Linked DNA regions of Homo sapiens: regions 2, 3 and 4 are each linked to region 1. Evidence: read pairs that join two places in POLR2A ChIA-PET (ENCODE). Cell type or tissue: HepG2. All regions are shown on one strand. Region 1 holds the start of LOC100132078 (a long non-coding RNA gene). Region 2 overlaps POU2AF1 (POU class 2 homeobox associating factor 1). Region 3 holds the start of LOC124902755 (a long non-coding RNA gene). Region 4 holds the start of POU2AF3 (POU class 2 homeobox associating factor 3).

Region 1 (5,000 bases):
ACCATTCACTTTCAAACCAATGTTTACTGAGAAGTCAGAGGAAGTGAATATAAAAGATAGGGCTTGCAAAGACAGAGGGCAAAAGAATTGGAGATTTCTTCTTCTATTTGAAAGCATCATGCCCTCCTGACCTAGGTCCCAGAGACCAGGCTAGAGAGAGAAAGAGAGACACTGAGGTTCCTGGTGTATCTCCTGATGTGCAAAATGGCAGGAGGAGGAGGCTGGTATTGCTTATGGCCCCACGTGACCTAAGGATGGCCTTTCCCAATGGTGAGCCCAACAGCCTCCCAGAGAATCAGGCCTCCAGAGCAGAGCTGGGAGGGGAAGACATGGCAGCCCTGGAGGCTGGGCCTACGGGGTGGGGGAAAATTAGAGGAGCCAGAGACCCACAGTTTAGAAATACAGTGGAGGTCAGGTGCAGTGGCTCATGCCTGTAATCTCAACACTTTGCAAGCCTGAGACAGGAGGATCCTTTGAGCTCAGGAGTCTGCCATCAGACTGGACAATATAGCAAGACTGTCTCTACTAAAAATCAAGAAAAAAAAATAGCTGGGTGCAGTGGCACACACCTATAGTCCCAGGTACTCGGGAGGCTGAGGCAGGAGGATCACTCGAGCCTAGGAGGTCGAGGCTGCAGGGAGCCAAGATCACACCACTGCACTCCAGCCTGGGCAACAGAGTGAGACCTTGTCTGAAAAAAGAAAAGAAAAGAAATACAGTGGAACATGGCAGCTCCTTTGTTGTTAAGTTCCAGGATATTTTTCATTCTGGGCAGCCTAAGGTGTCTTTAGCTGTTAAGGAGAAAGAGCTTGGAGGATGTGGGGAAGGGAAAGCTGGGGTACTACTGAGGGTTGAGCCTGATAGGGGGATGGAGTTGCCTGGACTGAATTTTCAGGGCCTTCATCAGTTCCTTTTCTGTCCCCTGGAAAACAAACTGGGCCTCTCTTCCTCTCTCTCCCTCTCTTTCTCTCTCTCTCCCTCTCTCGTTTTCTCACTCTGGCTCACACACACACACCTTTTCTTGATTAGATCGTTACATTCAATCCTAGGTAGGTGTGCCTCTAATTTCGGGTCCCCAAGCATACACACCCCAGACCTCAGGGGACTTTGGCTTCCTGAGGTCAGGTCGGAGCACAAACAGATCTGAAACGCCGTTAGTCACATCATGGAAGGGAGTGAGTTGGGTGCTTCAGGTAGATCCAGAGTACACCTTGGCTCTCACTCGTTATTATTTCTTAACAGTGTGAAACCCCCAGGACATCCCGACAGCGTCTGTCCTGGGTGGGCCAATGTGAGCAGAGAGCACGGGCTTTGAGGCTGGAGCCCCTGCATTTGTATTCTGGCTCCACCGCCTACCCTGTCACCGTGAGAAAGCGGTTTGACTTCTCTCAATCTCCTTTTCCCCTAGGTAGGAAAGGGACAGTAATGGTCCTTAGTAGGACTGAATGAGATACTGTGTAGGCCCAGCACGGTGCCTGAGCAGATGAAAAACTCAATAACTCATAGTCATTCTTACTTTTAACAGCACTTCCATTATCATTGTTATCCTCCAGGTCAGGAGCCACGCTGGGCCTGCGGTGAATTTTCTTAGAGTAGATTTTTAAGGGAGCCGGTCCCCAGCTCTTTCCAGAATCCCCAGAAGCTATTAAGGTTGTCTGTGTACATCCAGTTTGCCATGTTTAGTTAAACTTTGAGGGACTCACGCCCCAGTGCAGCCCACGGGGTTTTTGCAGAGCTGATGACTAATATTTTGTAGAGAGTCTGATGACTCCAATACACCTGCCTTATGTCCCTGGGTCTGAAACAGCTTTCTTAATAGACTGAGAGATTCACTACAAGGACTCTCCTTTGTCAACATTTTACCAGCCCTGATGAAGGATTAAAAATTATGTTAACCAGCAGTTCTGACTTGGCTTCTGTCAGTCACAGCTTCGCATGGCTGCACTTGCTTCTCTCTTCCTCTTCCTCTTCCTGTCCCCTCTTTGCTGATCTGGACTCAGCCTGGTATTCTTGTCACAAGGTCATCGCCTAGGTGAGCTCAGCTCAGCGTGAAACAAAACAGCTCATCTGAAGGCACCACACAGTCCGTACTGGGAGGAGGGGACCCTCCTCAATCCCCTGCCTTCTCACAAGTGGGCTCTTTTGGTTCCATCTTGCAAAAGCTGGGCAGAAAGAATTTTAATCTGAGCTCTCGGAGCCCTTGGACACAGGGACAGCATGAACTGCCCCTAATTCCTTGGGTGCTGGGTGGTCTGCAATCACTCCCTCATAGCACTGTCTGAGGGCTGACCACTCAGCTTGCAAAGATATCTAGGCACAATTTGTTTTCAAAAGGCTTGCATGTTTGTTATTTTTTGAACTTTGGCTTTAGATCAGTTTGGGTGTTCTCCAGAGAACAGCCACTCTGCTTCGGCATTGAAGCGTTCTCTCACTCACGCTCTCCTCCCTACTCCCAAGTGTCTTGAATCACTGCTGCATTGCAGGTTCATGCATCTGGACTGTTTTCATGTTCTTGGGGCATGGCGTCTATTTTATAAACACACGGTCAGTTTACACTGCCTGGGAACTTAGGGGATTTCCTCTCTGTGGGAAACAGCTGTGAGGAGCTTGACCAAACTTGGCTTTGTGGAGAGTAAGACGTCGCCTCTGATCATCCACGTGGGGCAGCTGCACTGGCTGTGTTCCTGTTGTTATGCCTGAGGATTCTCCTAGAAATCTAAGCTAAGAAGGGAAGCTCATTATGCTCTCCTCCCTGGTTTCCAGTTTAGTTGTTCATGAGTGATTTTGCATATCATAAAACCCCATGTCTGTTCACCTTCACGCCGTCTGCCAGCAGCACCTTAAGCCATCTGACTGCTGTGGGACCTCTGAGGCCACAGAATTATGGCATCATGAAGCTGGAAGGGACTTTAAGAGAGCCATTCGCCCAACACATTAGATGAGCACTTATTATGTGCAAAGTGCTGTGCTAGATGCCATGGGTGAAGGAAGGTGAGAAAGACCCAGCCTCTGTCCTCAAAGAACTGACAGACTTTAGGCTTGGCCATCATCATCACAAAGCATTCTGTGACCTTCTTCTTCAGGTGGGCTCAAGGTGTCCTCCTTAGTTCATGCCCCCTGCTGAGCACTATCACAGCACCTCCTATGCTGCAGTGAAGTGATCCTCATGTCTGTCTTCCGCATAGAATGTGAGCTTCCAGAGGGCGGGACCAACGATGCTGGGTGACATGGAGATTCTGCAGCGCCTATCATAAGGTTTTCATAAAGGGGAAATAAGATTAAGAGTAGAAACACTCTATTTACTAGCTACTTAGGCTAACCACCAAAACCAGAGGAGGTTGGTAGCTCCCTGAAGCAGAAAGAACTAGAGAAGCCAAAGGGATACCACCAACCTTGAGAGTCCATGAAGAAGCTGGGAAAACCGGAAGCATCTAAGCCACCGTTCTCTTGGCCCTTCTGCAAACCCTCTCTGCCACGTCTGCAGGAGTTTGTTTTAGTTCACTAGGGCTGCCAAAACAAAGTACTGACTGGATGGCTTAAAGAACAGAAATTTACTTCCTCACCATTGTGGAGACTGCAAGTCCAAGGTCAAGGTGTCAGCGGGGTTGTTTCTTCTGGGAGCTCCTCTCCTTGGCTTCCAGATGGCCGCCTTCTCTCTTTGTCTTCATATGGTCTTCCCTCTATACCTATCTGTGTCCTAATCTCTTCTCATAAGGACACCAGTCATATTGGATTAGGGCCTACTCATATGACCTCATTTTACCTAAATAACCTCCTTAAAGACCTTATCTCCAAATAGAGTCATATCCTGAGGTACTGGGGATTAGGAAGTCAACCTATAAACTTGGAGGAGAAGAAGGAGGCTGCACAATTCAGCCCATGACAGAAGTTAACACTGATGCTCAGAGAAGTGCCAGTGAGTCCCTGATAAAAGCTACAGCCAATCAGTTCAGGAACCAAGAATTAGGCCTGTAACTGCCTTCCTTCTTGGCTGACTGACAACCCTAGAGATACAAAGCTTCATCCAGCACTGGTAACCGAACTTAACTCTATTTTGCCACCACCACTTCCTGTACGTGCCCCTCGCCCCTTGGCCTCCCCACAGCACTGGTGCTACCTGAGGTGTCTGTATTTGAGCCAAAGGCAAGAGAAGGTGTCAATACGGAAGAGAGAAAGAAACATGTCTCCCTTGGGACTAGGGTGGGAAATGACAAGGATGGAGGCAACTTCCAAGGAGAACCACTGGCTCGCTTCCCAAGCTCATAAGCAGAACATAGAAAAAAGGTCCAAATGCCCTGGCTAGATGGAAGAGAGCCAAGCCACCAGCAAGTACCAGCAGCGGGTCTCTGACTGCCAGCCAAGGCCATGGCGCTGCCAGACAGGAACTGACATGGAGCAGAGAGAGAGGCCTGGCAGCGGGATGGCTTCACCCTCCACACAGCTTTTGCTGTTGGCTTCTGCAGGGTCATGAGTCCTCAGCAGCCTCAGTTCCCAGAGTCACTCTTCACTATTGGGTGCCAGTTGGCTAAGTGCCATATTGGAAAAAGAGTACGGGATGTGAGCTTCTAGATGAACCAACCCATTATAATCAGACTTGGCTTAGTTTGGCCACACATTGCCAAGACAGGAGGGAGGTGTTGCTGACTCAGCACCAGGCACCCAAGGACAGGCAGGTCCAGAAGTGGCTTGAGGTAAAGGAATCTACAATGGACAACTGTAGTGTCCTAGAGATGCCTAGGGTCCAGCCATTAAGCTGTAGTCCAGTTCTCTCGGCAAAGGAAAGTTCACAGTCTATCTTCTCAGCTGCCCCTGAATCCAAGTCTCAAGGTGCAAAGTCCTGGAGGACTTGCAGACACCAGCTGCTGGCTTGTCCAGGAGATATTAAAGTTTCCTTTAAAATCATCCCAGCAGTCCAGATGACCTGCTCTTCAACCTCATCCTGAAATTGCATCCACAGCAGGGTAGACCAATCTGAGCAGCCAGCTCTGGAAGTGAAACTG
Region 2 (5,000 bases), 58 kb before region 1:
AGTCCTGCCTTTGTGTGACATACCGTGACATTGGTGATGAGTGGCGGAGAGGCATAGGTCAACACTGAGGAGGGCCCCACCACCGTGTAGCTGGGGCACACGGGCTGCACATACATGTCAGCTGAGTAGGGGCAGCTGACAGCTTCATGGGGCACATACTCGGTGTAAGGTGTCCATGGGGCCAGGGGCTGCAGGGTGGCCGGGGTGGGCTGGGAGAGCCAGCCGGCACACAGGGCAGCCTCCTCTGTCACTGCAGACACAGAACCTTCCATGTCCAGGCAGGAAGGACCTGTGGGAAGAAGGAAATTACAGAACTTCAGATGCCACCCAGATGAGAGGCCTGGGGGCCACCAGGGCTACGGGGCACTCTTACCCACTGTGGTGTAGGTCGCCAGGGGCTGATGGGGCAGCACCACCTAGAGGGGAGAGGAGAAGACCAGGGTCAATGTTTAGCCCTCGTCAACCGGCCCTGTGCAGAGAACTTGCCCAGAGGGCCTCAGGGCAGGAGAATAGAAGATAGGAATCTCTCTGGTTAGAACAAAACATCCCACCCCGTATCCCAACCATCACCACCTACACTTGAGAGATTTGCGTTTCTATTTAGCAGGAAGTCTGTGCGCTCAGGGAGCTGGTGTCTTCTTCTTCTCAGGGGGGGCCCCCAACTCACACCAGGGTATGCAAGTCATTCGCTCACTCAGGCCTTGACAGTAGCTGTGTTCGGTGGGCCAGCTGAGCCGGCCCTGATCCCTCATCCCAGTTGCTCCACCCTAGCTCTATCCCTGGCAGCCTCCACCAAGGGACCTGCGCTCCTTCCTGCCTGATCCTTTTGGTCACCTCCCAAGCCATCTGCCTGCGCGCACACACATTCTCACACAAACACACACACTCTCTCACACACGTACTCTCTCACACACTCTCACACTCTCACACTCACACTCTCACACACTCACACACTCTCTCACACACACTCCCTCACACACATACTCTCTCACACACACGCTCACACTCTCACACTCACTCTCACACACACACACTCTCTCACACACATACATTCTCACACACTGACACATACACATTCTCTCTCACACTATCACACACTCACACACGCCATCACACACAAACACATACACACTCACATGCATACACTCACACACTCACACTCCCTCACACACACATACACTCTCACACACTGACGCAGATACACATTCTCTCTCACACTATCACACTCTCACACACTCTATCACACACAAACACATACACACACGCATACACATACTCACACACACATACACTCTCACACTATCCCTGACACACACATTCTCTTTCACACACACACACTCACACTCTCACACACACAAACTCTCACCGCCGTAGGTGCAGGTGCTGCCCCACTGCTGGCGTGGCCTCGCTTCCTCCTCAGCAGTTCCTTCACTGGCTCCTTCACACGGACGCCCTGGTATGGCCGGGCCGGGGCTGGGGCTTGCTCCGGAGCTGTGGCTGTGAAAAGCAATGTCCCTGGAGCCCATGGTCCTTCTCAGACGAGCCCCCACCCCAAAGTGCTCATTTCCTCATGGATCTGCCTGCTCCCCTAAGTCGTGCTTGAACACGGAGAACCACGTGACACTTCCTAGAATGCCTCTCCAGTATTGTCACTCCTCCTACTCCCAAACCTTCTGTGGGTCCCCTGCACCCAGACAACGAAGGCCCAGCTCCTTGTCCTAGAATTGGACAGTCTTCAGAATGAGATCCGAACCCATTTTTCTCACCACTTTGCACACTCCCTACTACACAAACCCTGTCTCCAACCAGAAGGTCTGTCTGTGTTCTCTACGTGTTCCTGCGTGTCTCACCTCCTCATCTGTGGTTGAGGTTTTCCGTGGTCAGAATTCCCTCTCACTTCTTCCAACCTCTTGATTCTTGCTGACACAAGACAAATGCAACCCTCCTGCCTGACCCCTGCAGCCTGAGTAATTTCCACATTCTACAGCTTCTCAAACATTTCCAGATCTGATTAGTATTCATCATAGGTGGCAGTAGAGGACAGCCATAAGAGCAGGGACTCTGAGCCAGATAGCACAGGCCTCAAATCCTGCCCCTGCCACCACCTTCCTGTGTGATCCTGGGCAAGTTACTAAACCTCTCTGTGCCTCTTAATCTTCAGTTTCTTTATCAAAGGAATATTGAGAGAAGTCACTTGATGTGGGAAATTGGTAGAACAGTATATGCCTCAAATAAATTCAGGTACAGGGTAGGCATTCAAAAAAATTCAGTCTATTATGTAATAGTTATTCTTTTTGATGGAAGTGTCTTATACCCACAACTAGATTATAAACGTCTCAAGGTGAGTTATTGTACCTTATTTCTCTATGTCTTCCCAGTGGCATGCCCATGCGTTTTAAGCTCAGTTGATACTTATTGATTAATCGATTGGGTGATTCTTTAAGACATGCTGCCATTTGTCTTCCCTTCACCTCTCCTACACCTTTAGGATTGAGGCAAGTGGCTCCCAGGTTCTCAGTGACTTTCAGGGCATGGGACAATTACCCAAGGGTGATCCTTGTACCCTGGGGCCAGACAGTGTCCACCTGCTGCTGAGGGAAGGTTTCCTTCCCCTCTTGCCATCAAAGCCAGGAAACCAAAGCATTGACCCAAATAAGAGCCAGTGCATAGGGCCCTTCCTGGCCTGGGAGAGCAACTGAAAAGCAGCCGTGGCTGGGAAGCAACAAGCTGCCCACCTAGACAGCCTGTGGCCTAGGGATCCTGGGCTCTCAGAGAGCAGGCCTGGGTCAGCCAAGAAACACTAGACCTTAGGACTTCCACAGGGAGCCCATTATTATCCACCGATAAGGGCCCCAGGGACCTGGGCTCTGAATCAAAGTCCCGGAAGCCTAGGTATCTGTTAAACCCGGATCTGCAGCACTGCCCTGGTTGAACTTTGCTCAGTAAATACCCAGCTGATAAGGTCCCATGCCTGACTCGGCACCAGACCTCCCTCCAGGCTCCAGCCACGAGCAAGGCCTGGCCTTGAAGCCCAGAAGGCAGAGAGAAGCTTGGGCAGAGGCAACAGGAAGTGGGAAATGAGTCCCAGGGGCAGATGTTGGGGGTCAGGAATCCCAGTATCTCAGGTGGACTTTAGACCCATCCTCCAAGGTCCCTCAGCTGGCCAGGTAGCAAATCAACCAGGAAATGATGCAATATACAGGTACAGGTCCTGCTCCAGGAAAGTCTGATTCTAGGGGGCTGATATAGGCCTAGGAATCTGTATGTATAAAAATCTCTCTTGGGAGGCTGAGGTGAGTGGATCACAAGGTCAGGAGATTAAGACCATCCTGACCAACATGGTGAAAGCCCATATTTACTGAAATACAAAAAATTAGCCAGATGTGGTGGCAGGCACCTGTAATCCCAGTTACTTGGGAGGCTGACTCAGGGGAATGGCTTGAACCTGGGAGGTGGAGGTTGCAGTGAGCTGAGATCACACCATTGCACTCCAGCCTGGCAACAGAGAGAGACTCTGTCTCAAAAAAAAAAAAAAAAAATCTGTCCAGTATTTCTGAAAATATACTGGGATTACAACTGCTGATAATCCATTCCTAATTTAACATAAGAATCTCCCGATAACATCCCAATAGGAGATTCATTATCCTTATTTTAACTTCCCCTGTCTGAACAAGAGATCTCTACTGGTATTCATTCATTTTTTCAAATATTTCTAGTGCCTAGGAGTACAGCACTGCACAGGACCCATGGAGCCCCCGCCCACGTGGATCTTGCAGTCTAACGGGGAAGACAAGCAACAAAAGTTACCAGCAGATGAATGTGTCACAACTTGTGAAATTCAGGCTGCTATAGGAGTGTCTAGCAGGGGAACCAGCCTGGTTCTGTGCCCCGGGGCCACCTGTGCGCCTCCACCTTTGCTCTGAACACCAATGACAGTAGACTTGAGAACCACACATACCTGTATTCAAATCTGGGCTGTCACTTACTGGTGGAAAGTTCTTAGATTTATTTAATGTCTCTGGGCTTCAATTTCCTCATTTGTAAAACGGGAATAATAATTCTTCTCTCACACAGTGGTTGTGAGGATTAACCAAAATAATACATGGGGAGCTCCAAAGGCCATGTCTGGCATAGGGTAGATGCTCAATACATGTGGTTTTAATTATCTTCCTTCTGGCCATTTCCACCTTCCTTTCGGGGGGATATTATCATGTCAGACAGCTCTTCCTCCTACTGAGGCTAACTTATGGTAACACATGCCATATTTCCCTCCATTACCTTCTAATGAAACTCACATTTCTTAGTCCATTTACAGCTGTCTCATCTATAAAGTGAAGATCATAATGGTATGTATGTTGTAGGGTAATTTAAGATTTGCATGTGAAGTGCTTGGAATAGAGTTTGGCACAGAGCATTTAATACATGTGAGCTCCGATTATCATGAGTATTAGTAGTAATATTCCCTTCCGAAATCTGAGGACAGATACCAGGTGTCCCCCTAGGTCTGAAGGGACTTCTCATTCCTTCAGCTATTTCTAAATGACATGGTTTTAGTCTCCCCACCTTCCTTCTGGGTGAGTCACTCTTGCACAAGTTCCATTTGCCACTTTCCCTACTGCTGGGTGGTGCCCAGCGATGACCACAGGCCCCAGGTACAATCTGACGTGTCAGCGAACAGGGCACCTGCCCTGCCACACTCAACTCACTCTTTCTCAGGGTCACCCCATGGCCACGTCAGCATTTTTGGTTTTAATCTTTATGAGTACATAGTCAGTGTATATATTTATGGGGTACACAAGATATTTGGATACGGGCATGCAATGCACACTCATCACATCAGGGTAAATAAAGCACCCATCCCCTCAAGCATTTGTCACCTCTTTGTGTTATAAACAATCCAATTATACTTTTAGTTATTTTTAAGTGTACCATAAATTATTGTTGACTATAGTCACCCTGTTGTGCTGTCAAATACTGGATCATATTCATTCTATCTAACT
Region 3 (5,000 bases), 83 kb before region 1:
ATTATTCCTTTCCTGGCATTGCCTTAATGGCCTAAAACCCTGTGCATTTGCCACACAGAATGTTAAAGGGGTTCGGGTTTAAAAGTTAGAGTAGTTCAAAGGCAAAAACATAAAAAGAATTTCTTGTGAATTTATAATTTTCATAAAAAGGTAATGAATATCCATGCTGTCCATGTATTCTGCCTCCCGTAGGCTGGACTGAAGATAACTCAAGGTCAATGTCATGGCTTGTGGCTTATCGTTCTGCTCTGAATTTGGCTGGGTATCAAAGCCCTGTCATCCAAACCTCCCTCCAGAGGATAACACCTGAGTCTATCCCAGGTGTAGGCTTGCTGTCCCTAAAGATTTTCCAGGGAAGACAGCCCAACCCTTCCCTGTCTTCATTTTCTCCCCGCCTAGCTAATGATTGTTGTTGTCAAGTGCTTTGTATGAACATGGCCATATGCTATAAGCTGCTCAAAAATCATCTCAACTAATCCTCACAATGGCCCTCTGAGTTATTGAGATTGTGGTCTCTATTTTGCAGGTGTAAACACTGAGGCCCATAGAGGTCATCACCTGCCCAACTGGACAGCTGTGAAGCCACAGCTCACACCACTTGCTGCATCCTCCTGCAATTTCAGCACACTTTCTCTTGTGCTGCTCTCCCTGGAAAGACAGTGCTTTTCCCCAACACGTATGTAACAATTCTTACAAAGCTATTGATTAGTGAAGCCACTTTAGAGGATCATTTGTCAATGTCTATAAAAATTAAAAATTTGCATACTCTATCACACAGCAATTCCACCGGCATCGCCCTAGAAAAATACTCACAAAGAACACGGGGAGCTATGTCTAAGGATCTTCAATGAAGTATTGTTATAATGGACATTTAGTTACAACTTAAATGTTCACCAACTGGGTGAACATTTCCACTGACTGGGGAATGACCAGAAACAGAAAACAGAGAACTATGCTGTATAACCATCACATGAAATTCTGGGCAGCGGTAGAAAGGAATGAATGAATCTGCTCATGCTTACATGAAAAGAGACATATTGTGAAGTGAAGGAAGTTTCAGAATGAAGTTTACAAGTATGATTCCACATGTTACAGAACAACAAGAGATGTGGGTGTTTTGTATGCAGACATATACATGTATGTAAACGTATAGGAAAAGGTCTGAAATTACGCAAGCCAAACTGATAACAAAATTACCCATTGAGAAGGGGAAAGTGGTAGAAAAGAGAGAATGCTGATCAAGGGGATTCTAGCCTTATCTGAGCTGTTTGAATTGTTTCACAAGAATAATGTATTCATGTGTTACTTGTGTGCTTATAATAAATCTAAAATAAGTTTGTCCTAATTCTTTACAGTAGAGAAATGGTGGCATTTGGTGATCAAGGATGCAGTGTGGACTCAGACAGGCCTTAGCTTCCATCCCAGCTTGGCTACTCGAGAGCTGTGTGACTGTACATAAGCTACTTAAACTTTCTGTATCTCTTTAGCCTCTTCTATAGAATGAAGTTGATGACAATACCTCAGAAGATGTAGTGAGGAATTAAATGAGGTAATGCCTAAAGCTCTTATCCCTATGCCTAGAGCATAATAAGCAATCGGTCATTATTGGGAGCTTTCATTGCTCCCAAAGTCCTGTGAGGAACTGTGATTTGGGTGACTGTGCTGGAGGAGATCTGTCAGGAAGTACTAAATAGTCCAATCCACCTCCAGGACTTCTATCAGGGGATATCAAGAGCTCATTCCTGCCCAGCACCCTATACACACACCCAAGGGGAGAAATGGGAGGGCAAGTGACATCCAGGAGGAAAGCTGGGTGGGAACCAAGGACGATGTGCTTGTGTGTTGAGGTCAGAGGATGCTATGGAGTAGGCCACAGAAGCCAGGACTCAGCTGCTCAGGGTCCACCATCCTGTCACCAGTGCAGCAGAGCCCAGGAATCCCCTCAGATCTGAGGGCAGATCAGCCCTAGGGAAACCAAATCCCTAGGATGAGTCATTGGGAAATAGAAAGGGGCAAGACCCCGGCTTGGCTGAGCCTGCTGAGCGCTGGCTGAGCAGAGAAGGTAGACAGAGCAGCAGGGGCAATAAGAAAGGGCCTGGGAACATCCAATTCAGAAAACGGGGGTTTTTCCCAAAGAGTAAGGGCTAGAGCTCCCACCTTTGTCCCTTACAGCCAAGCACAGACACAAAGCACCAGCATTGCTGTGAAAGATGCAGGAGCCTGGGAGGTGCTATCCAGCATGGCATATTCATCCAAATTCCTGGGATTGACTGTGGGATAAATAACTATGTCATGTTGCCCTTACAGCACGGGCCAGGGGCCTAACACTTTCCTTGGCACTCCTCCAGAGTCTGCAAACACAGGCCTGAGTGCTGCCTTTACAGAGCCGAATCCTGTGCATCTTGATTAAATATTGACAATAGCTCTACCTGCCTTATCTTGATCCAGTGGAAACCCAGTCCCCGGGGAGCTGTGCAGGGCAGGATTTACCTCCCACACCAGAGCCACAGATGTCCTCCTGAACCAGCTCAGCAAACACACTGCTCTGAGGCACAAAATCCGCATCTGTGCTCCTCAGCAAAATACGTTTTATGACTAGTTAGACCCTAAAATAAAAGTCTTCTTTAGTCATCTGGGTTTGGGTTGGGAGGTGATATTCCTGTGGAACTTAATAAATCAATCATTAACTTTCTGCCAGTGGGCTAACTTGTAAGTGGGAAAGTAGGGACTGGGAGTGGGTAGAAGGCTGGATCATCAGGCTTCCCGGTGTCTGAGGCTGCCGACAAAATCCAAGCCTATCAGCCCAGAGATCAGTGGGGCCAGCCCAGAGGTCAGAGGGAGTCTAAGAGTCCCAGGCCTCTAGCAAAAGACAGGCTTGAAGTGAAGTTACAAAGGGGCAAAGGTTATCCTCAGCTTCCAGCTGGTGCCTTTGGACCTTTCAGTGACATCCAGGACCTGGGCCTCTTCGCTGTGCTTTCCCTGAGAGCATTCCAGATCCCTGAATATTCAAGGGAAAACACAGTGAATGGGTTTAGGATGGTCAAGACTCCTGTCCTCCCTTCCTCTAAAGGGGCAGGATTGGAATAGGAGTTTCTCCCTGGAGATGCGGCGAGGAGTCCCTATATCCTAGGCTGCCTTATTAACAGAGAGCTTCGAGATCTTCTTCACAAAGAGGGCTTCTCATGGTAGAGAGCACTCCAGCTAAGGAGGGGCAAATGTTCAGAAAGGTGATGAGCTTTGGCCCTTTTAACTCCCTCTGCAGGCATAAGCCAAGGTTTCTGCTGCACCTGGCAAAGAAGTGAATCAGATCAGAAGCACAAATGCACGGAACTGAGTTTTCTGCCTGGACAGTGTCCTAAGACTCTCTGGCAAGATCTCTGGTTTAACGACTTCCTGTACTTTCTTCATCATTTCGCCAGACAGCAGATCTCCTGAGGGCATGGGGATCCCTATGTAAGTGGAAACCCTGATCACCCCCAGTGGAATTCCAGAGTTTAGAAAGGTGGCGGCCACATCTCCCTAGAACACAGTAGACAGTTTTCTGTTCAGGGGAGAGCACATTGGCATCAAATCCCGCAGGCTTCATAGAGAAATCCCTAAGAAAGCAGGTTTTCCTCCTCATTGTCATCACAGCCACCCATCATGCAAAACATCAGGTCCTAGGCTGAGTGCTTTGCATGCACGTTCCCATTTAATCTTCATCATAATCTCTTAAGGACCCATCTTATAAATGGGGAAACTGGGGCAGACGGGTACCAAGCAACTTGTCCTTGGTCACAGATCTACTAAGTGATAGAACCAGACTTTGAAGCTAGATCTGTCTGACCTCATAGGTCATGCTCACCATAACCAGTCACAGACTCCGAGCCAGAACGCTGAGGTTGCTATAGGAGGGAATAACTTAATATCTGCTAAATACTTTCAACAGTGCTTAACACATAGTAAGCCCTATATAAGTGCTTATTAAATAATTAGAGGCTTTGTAGGACAACAGAAGTTGACTTTGCACACCTGTGTGGCTGGGATAAACCCTATGAAAATGAATACAATGGGGCAAGACTGAAGAGCCCCTCAGCCCTTTGTGCCTTACTCCTGACCTTACTCCTAACCCTATCTGTTGAGAAGGTGGTGATAGTCACCTCTAGCATAATTCTCACCCCAACATAGGAAGTTCTGTATGGACTTTTGCTGTCTGTCCCCTGGGCTGGAGGATCTGCAAGAGCTCCCAAGAGTGATCTGCAAGGGCTCCCAGGAGTGGCCCAGCCAAACCCCTTAGTCTCAGAGGCTAACACAGCTGGAGCTCATTTGCATTGGAATTGCAGGGCACTGCATCATCCAGGAGATAAGTCTGCATTATGCAAGTTACTTGTGCCAATTCTCCAGAAATTACTGAGCCACAGGGGGATTGCCTAACTGCTTAACCCTTTCCATCCAACTATAGAGCAAAAATAGACACCACTGGTCAATGCAAAGAGTCTTCCCCAGACGTGACAACTTGATGAGCAGAGAATGACCACTCAGGACTGGTGTGACCAGTGCACACCTCTCCCAGCAGGTTTGTTCTTGCCCCACAGGGTCTAAAACCCAGCCCCTCCCTATACACACCTTCTAAAGGGGAGTGAGTTGCCTCCTGGGGATGCTCAAGGTTCACTGGAAGGGGAAGGATTTCTTCAACAGGCTTTGGGAGTTCAGAGTCATTTACTCTGGCCATATTGGGTTGGCGGGTAGCTCTCAGATAAAGTGGTATTTGAACTGGTCATTAGATGTGAGTCAATGAGGAGAAAAAGGGCATGTCAAAAACATAGGAGCAGAAGATCACAGCTTATCTTAGGAACAGCAGATTGCAGAAGCGTAGATTATAGCATTGGACTAGGTGGCAAATGAAAGCAAAATACAATTTTGTTAGATAAATCACCATAATGAAGCTAAGAATATCTAATAAAATCACAAGTGCATGCCTATGAGTTATGAAACTCACCATTTGAACAAAAAACAAACAA
Region 4 (5,000 bases), 120 kb before region 1:
AAGAAAAGAAGTAATGGAAGACGCTATGAGGACAAGAGACCATCCCTAGATTCCAAGCTGCTTGGTTCACTGTTCCTTCAGAGGGGGCAAGGCCTAGGCACAGCGAGGAAGAAGGCATGCAGGGAGGGGAGGTGCCATCTCCACCCCCATTGTCCTTCCCCTCCTCAGGTCTGGTCCATCAGGGAAACCTAGGACACAGGCTCAGGGGCATTTGTAGAAAGAAGTTCCAGAAGCTGTCAGATTTCAATACATCCATCCTGCCCTCCACTGCCAGGTGCCACCTCAGGTGTTCCCAGGCCTGCTCCTCTCCCCCAGAGATGTGGCTTCAGCTGCCAAGCAATTCCTATCAGTCTTGTCATTCTCAGTTGCCCTTTCCCTAAGCTCTGTGTGTTTCCCTCTGTATTTGACACATTTGGGGGCACCCCAATCTTTTTCTTGAGGCCTCTGGGGCTAAACTACACTTTTTGCATTTCTGAGAACTCAGAGAATAAACAGCAGAGGCCTAAAACCATGGACTGGTCTTGAATCCTGGAAATATCTTGGTTATTTGCAAAAGGAACCTCACCATGCCTCTCTCTTCTCTTGCTGTCCCCTTCTGTGGAGGGGGCGGGTGGCTATGAGAGGACTTGGCCTGGCACTCTCTCCCTCTGTGGACCATTCCTGTCTCCTCACCTTCCAAATCACATGGAAGAGGCACAGTAAGTACTCACAGAAGATGACCCAGTAGAATCCCAAGTCATTAGTGAGGGGCTTGGGCCTGGACCAAGGGGGAAGCCTGATCCCAAGTCCCTCCCCCTTCTCACCCCAATGGGAGAAGGCTTGAACCTAAGTCCACATCCTTTCAGTTAAAATGAGCAGGAGCCAAACTTGTCATTGTTTCCTAACATGTGCTCCTACAGCAAAAAGGCAGGGGTGGCTCTAGAAGGCGAAAAAGCAAAGAGGGCACTTCGCAGTGCGGTGGTGAAACCCAGAGTCAGAAAGTCTCCAGAGGATGAGGCTCCTGGCATCCCCAGCTCTGTGGGGAGGAGGAAAGGGTCTTAATGGGCAGTCATTCTGAGCAGAAACCCCAGTGTCGGGCCCAGGAAGAGCGGGATGAAAGGGGGAGGGAAGCCCGCTGGTAGCCAGGCGGAGCCAGAAAAATAGGAGGTGCAGAGCGAAGGCCTCTGCTAGGCCGCTGGCCTGCCACCTGGGCCCAGAGCGACTTCTTGCTGTGCCACACCCACTAGCTGCCATGTTCATTCCTCAAAACCTGAGATTTCCCCTCAAAACACAGATGGGGGATGCGGGAATCAGTCTGGCCAGCCAGTCTGGCTCCGGTGTTCATGGCCAGGGCAGCCTAAGTCACTCATGGCTTCTTAGCTGCCCTGAAGGCTGAAATACAGAGCATCTTTGAGGACATCTGCTCTATCTGTGGGAAGGAGGACAAAATGCTCAAACTATAATAAAAGCAAGGGCCAGGACCCAAAGGGGTCTCACTCCCTGTTTCTCTGGACTCTCTGTGGGGTGCCTGTGTGCAGGATTTCTGCAGAAGATAGTCCATTTTGTTAAGCCTTTGAATATTCAAATTGAAAGTATCGCGCAATCATTGATTGTCAAATCATGGGTTTCTAGAGGTTTTAAATACTTGGCATGAGGGGGAAAAAACTCAAACCTATACCCGAAGGTATAAAACATTAATTCTGTTTGTCTCCTGTTCCAGGGACCTGGGTGCAGCCGGATGCTTTGTGAAATTTTAAAAATGTTGCATCTCTGCTTCTCTCCCTGCCCCAGGAGCCCTCCCAGGCGCTGAGTCCCTGCTGCTGCAGCATCCAGCCACCGACCCAGCTCCTGCTGACCACGATGTCGGGTAACTCGGCTGCTTCTCCTAGGGTCGGGTCAGGCGGGCCAGGGGCATTTCAATCCGGGTGTGTTTCCACGGCTTTTCCTGCATAGAACAGAGAGGCACAAAGTCAAGGCATGCGAGTAAGGGCCGGGGATCCGGAGAGGACGCGAGCCACGCTGTGGCCGCTCCCACTCAGCGCCTGTCCCGGAGGGCAGAGGCCCAGAGGCCGAGTTGGCCGCTCCGGACGTCCGCGTACCCCAGGCCCCCGCCCGCCCTCCCACGTATCCACTGTTGTGTCCTGAGACACGCGGTGCGGACCCTGCGCGCCCAGAAGCTGCTACGGGGGGAGCTAGAGGCTCACAGTGAGCCTGGGACGGGGGCAGAGCGCACCGACTGCACTGAGCCGAGCTGTGGCGGTCCCTGCGCGGACCCCGAGGGGCGCCCGCTGCCCGCGGAGTCCGGAGCCGATCGGGGAACGGGGTGGTGGGGCTGCGGTAGGCTGGAGCGCGGAGAGGGCGCGGCGCCTGGGCCCTGCGGGCGGGGCACGGGATTCCCTGGGTCCGGGCTAGGAAGAGCGCAATCTCCTTTCCTGGGGAGACCCTAACTCCTGGAACCCGGCTTGAGGGGGATCCCTGCTGTCCAGCTGCGGTCCCCGCAGTGACCAGGCGAGGCGCTGGCATCCTGGCACTATCTCCAGGCGTCCAGGCTGAACGCGCGGTCACCCTCGGCCGCCGCACCCAGCGCACTTCCCGGCGCGATTCCTGGACGCACACTGCAGGGTAGTGGTCAGGGCCGGAGCCGCCCCGGACTCCTGCGGCCACCTCCACCTTGAAAGCTCGCCCGGCTCGGCTTGGCCTAACAGCCAGTCCCCAACCTACTCACTGCGGCTTTTCGGGGCCCGGGGCTGAGGCTGCCCCTGCTCCCAGCGCTCAGGGGTCCCTCCCAGCGAACCCCTCTTGAGCGCGCCCGCCACCTCCCGCGAGCCGGGGCAGTCCGACCGGGCCCCGCCAGCCCCGGGGCGGCCCCTACCGAAGGGCGGCCTCCCGGCGGAGTGCAGGGTCATCGGGAGCCCCGGACGGCTTTCCCCAGCTCGCGCTGCGCGGACTCGCCCCGGAGCCTCAGTGCGCCTCGGAGAAACGCCTGCCCCAGAAAGGGAGGGGGTAGGGAGAGAGGGGAAGAAGGGGAGAGTAGGAGCGGGGGCGAAGGAGGGAGGAGGGCAAGATGGAGCGCGGAAAAGGCGGAGAAAAGGGACGAGGGAGAGCGGGCAGAAGGCAAAGACAGAAGGGAGCGAGGGAGGGAGTTCCTCGGGCCTGGCCCCTTTACTAGGTCAGTCTGGCAGGTACCTCGCCGGCCCAGGACGGGGCTGGCCAAACCTCACCGCTTGCTCCCGGGCTGGCTTCCAGACCAAGGGCACGCAGAGGTCGGAGCCTGCCCAGAAGCCACACCTGGCCAGGCGGAGAAGGAAGGGACTCGGGACTTCCATGCTAGTGGGAACATCACAGTGGGGTGGGCTACGTCAGCCGCCATAATCAGAGAAAGCCCCCTGCCCCAGGCCTGGCCCCTCCCCAGGTCCATAATACCCTCTCTCTCGGCTGTCTGGGTCTGAAAGCCAAGGTTCCCCCGACCTAATCAGAGTGGTGGGCTCCGCTGCACTGGTCTCCATATTCCAGAGCAGAAAAACCCGTTTGCTATTGGCCTAGGACTGAGGCCCAGCCAGGGGTGGATGGCCCCACAAATTTCCACGGATTCTTTTCCTACTGGGGCTCTGAAACCTGCTCAGCTACTCTTCATTCTTTCAAGTTTGAAATGTTTGGGTTTTTACCATCCTTTGACATTTTTTGTGTGTGTTCTCCGAACTTAGAAACTTGGCTTTGGGTGCCATAGCCTATAAAAGGGGCCCCCACTCTGCACCCTGGCACCCAGACCTTGGACTCGACCACTGACTCAGTTGCCTTTCTCCAGAAAAACCGAAGGTGTATCAAGGTGTCCGAGTGAAGATCACAGTGAAGGAGCTGCTGCAGCAAAGACGGGCACACCAGGCGGCCTCCGGGGGAACCGTAAGCATAAGCCCTTCCCTCATTCCCCAGCCCATGCCAGGCCTCTTTCAAAGCTGTGTCTGCAAGGTGTGGAGGCCACTCAAGGCCCCACGCACTCACCATTCCCAGACCTGGCCTTCCTCTGCTGTTCCTATGACTTCTGTACCCAGCTGCATCCCAATCGGGAAGCTACAGAGGACAGCTGGGGCATGTTGTGGGGCTCAGGATTTGGGGGAGCCCATCCATCCCCCATGGGTGAAAGTAAAGTATAAAAAGTGCGTTGGTCCTCTGCAGGGGGAGGAGCGGCCAGCAGGTAAGTATACATCGTTTTGTTAGGAAGACAGTGGATATATGTACAGCCCTTGCAGACCCATAGAAAATCTCTCCCAGAAATTCACCTCATTTTAGGGGCCCCTTCCAGGATAGCATCTGTGTGGAACATCCTCCCTTCCCTCCTCATTCTTCTGGAACTCACCCTCTGAGATCATTTATCTGTAAATCATCAGTTACCTAAAGTATCTAGCAGAAAAGGGCCCTGTCTCTGCAGAAGAGACAGCTGGAGTACAGGACCACTTCCCTAAAATGTATCAACACCTTAAGCAGTTTCAGGTTATTACAAAATTGAACTGAGCAGTCATAAGGGTATACCCTGACACTTTATACACCTTCCTACGGTAAGTACTGCCAAAGGCACTCAGGGCAGCAACAGAACCAAATAAACTAGGTGGGGTTATTGCCCAAGAGAGGGCAGCTCATCCCTAAAAAGCCTCAATCATACAATTGCTTGGGGGTTGGTTTGGGTGTGAACATAGGATCTGACAGCTGGGGCTCATATTGCCTCTGTTAGGATTGGTCCTTCTCCAGCCCATTGGCATCTGCCCCACAACAGTTTTTGTGCCTGATGCTGTTCATGTGCAATGTGTGACTTCATGAAATAGGCCTTTGACAGCGGGACTTCTTGAAATGGGAGGGGGCAAATGATGTAGGGGAGGTAAACACAGGTTCCAGAACCAGATGGACTGGGCTCAGATCTCAGTTCCTCCATGGTGTGTATCCTCAAGCAAATTACCCAATTCCTCTTGCCTCTGTTTATTCGTCTTCAAATTGGGGATGATAGGATTTTGTGAGGGTTAATCGAGTTA

The links. ChIA-PET counts read pairs that join two places held together with the same protein. Peaks named below come from ENCODE experiments on the same cell type or tissue, not always from the same donor. Only the 100,000 strongest peaks of a DNase experiment are listed, where the experiment ranks them.
Region 2: POLR2A ChIA-PET joins it to region 1 with 15 read pairs; 8 of 35 experiments call an interaction of 5 or more read pairs at or near these places.
Region 3: POLR2A ChIA-PET joins it to region 1 with 22 read pairs; 2 of 35 experiments call an interaction of 5 or more read pairs at or near these places.
Region 4: POLR2A ChIA-PET joins it to region 1 with 15 read pairs; 9 of 35 experiments call an interaction of 5 or more read pairs at or near these places.

The regions. Positions count from the first base shown.
Region 1 is chr11:111,415,350-111,420,349 of GRCh38, forward strand. It overlaps LOC100132078 (a long non-coding RNA gene), which reads right to left and starts at 2,837. Exons shown (of 4, transcript NR_046085.1): 1 at 1,016-2,837; 2 at 570-691. It also overlaps a transcript of BTG4 not described here. RefSeq lists a silencer at 1,193-1,242 and enhancers at 1,463-1,532, 2,583-2,692. In HepG2, no CTCF peak of the experiment used is centred here; a DNase peak (open chromatin) is centred at 2,012.
Region 2 is chr11:111,357,422-111,362,421 of GRCh38, forward strand. POU2AF1 (POU class 2 homeobox associating factor 1) reads right to left here. Exons shown (of 5, transcript NM_006235.3): 2 at 1,367-1,497; 3 at 374-416; 4 at 24-289. Among named protein-coding and RNA genes, the nearest start is that of MIR4491, 12 kb to the left of the region's middle. RefSeq lists enhancers at 256-1,102, 1,863-2,157. In HepG2, CTCF peaks have their summits at 411 (motif pointing left) and 2,044; DNase peaks (open chromatin) are centred at 430, 2,010 and 2,930.
Region 3 is chr11:111,332,451-111,337,450 of GRCh38, forward strand. LOC124902755 (a long non-coding RNA gene) reads left to right here and starts at 527. Exons shown (of 2, transcript XR_007062890.1): 1 at 527-676; 2 at 779-1,345. In HepG2, no CTCF peak of the experiment used is centred here; DNase peaks (open chromatin) are centred at 2,371, 2,811 and 4,331; H3K4me3 peaks cover 1,708 bases.
Region 4 is chr11:111,296,743-111,301,742 of GRCh38, forward strand. POU2AF3 (POU class 2 homeobox associating factor 3) reads left to right here and starts at 1,804. Exons shown (of 5, transcript NM_001271458.2): 1 at 1,804-1,846; 2 at 3,785-3,879. The coding sequence starts at 1,840. It overlaps COLCA1 (colorectal cancer associated 1), which reads right to left. Exons shown (of 2, transcript NR_169237.1): 2 at 1-1,924. RefSeq lists a silencer at 2,744-2,943. In HepG2, a CTCF peak has its summit at 2,507; a DNase peak (open chromatin) is centred at 2,539; H3K4me3 peaks cover 2,445 bases.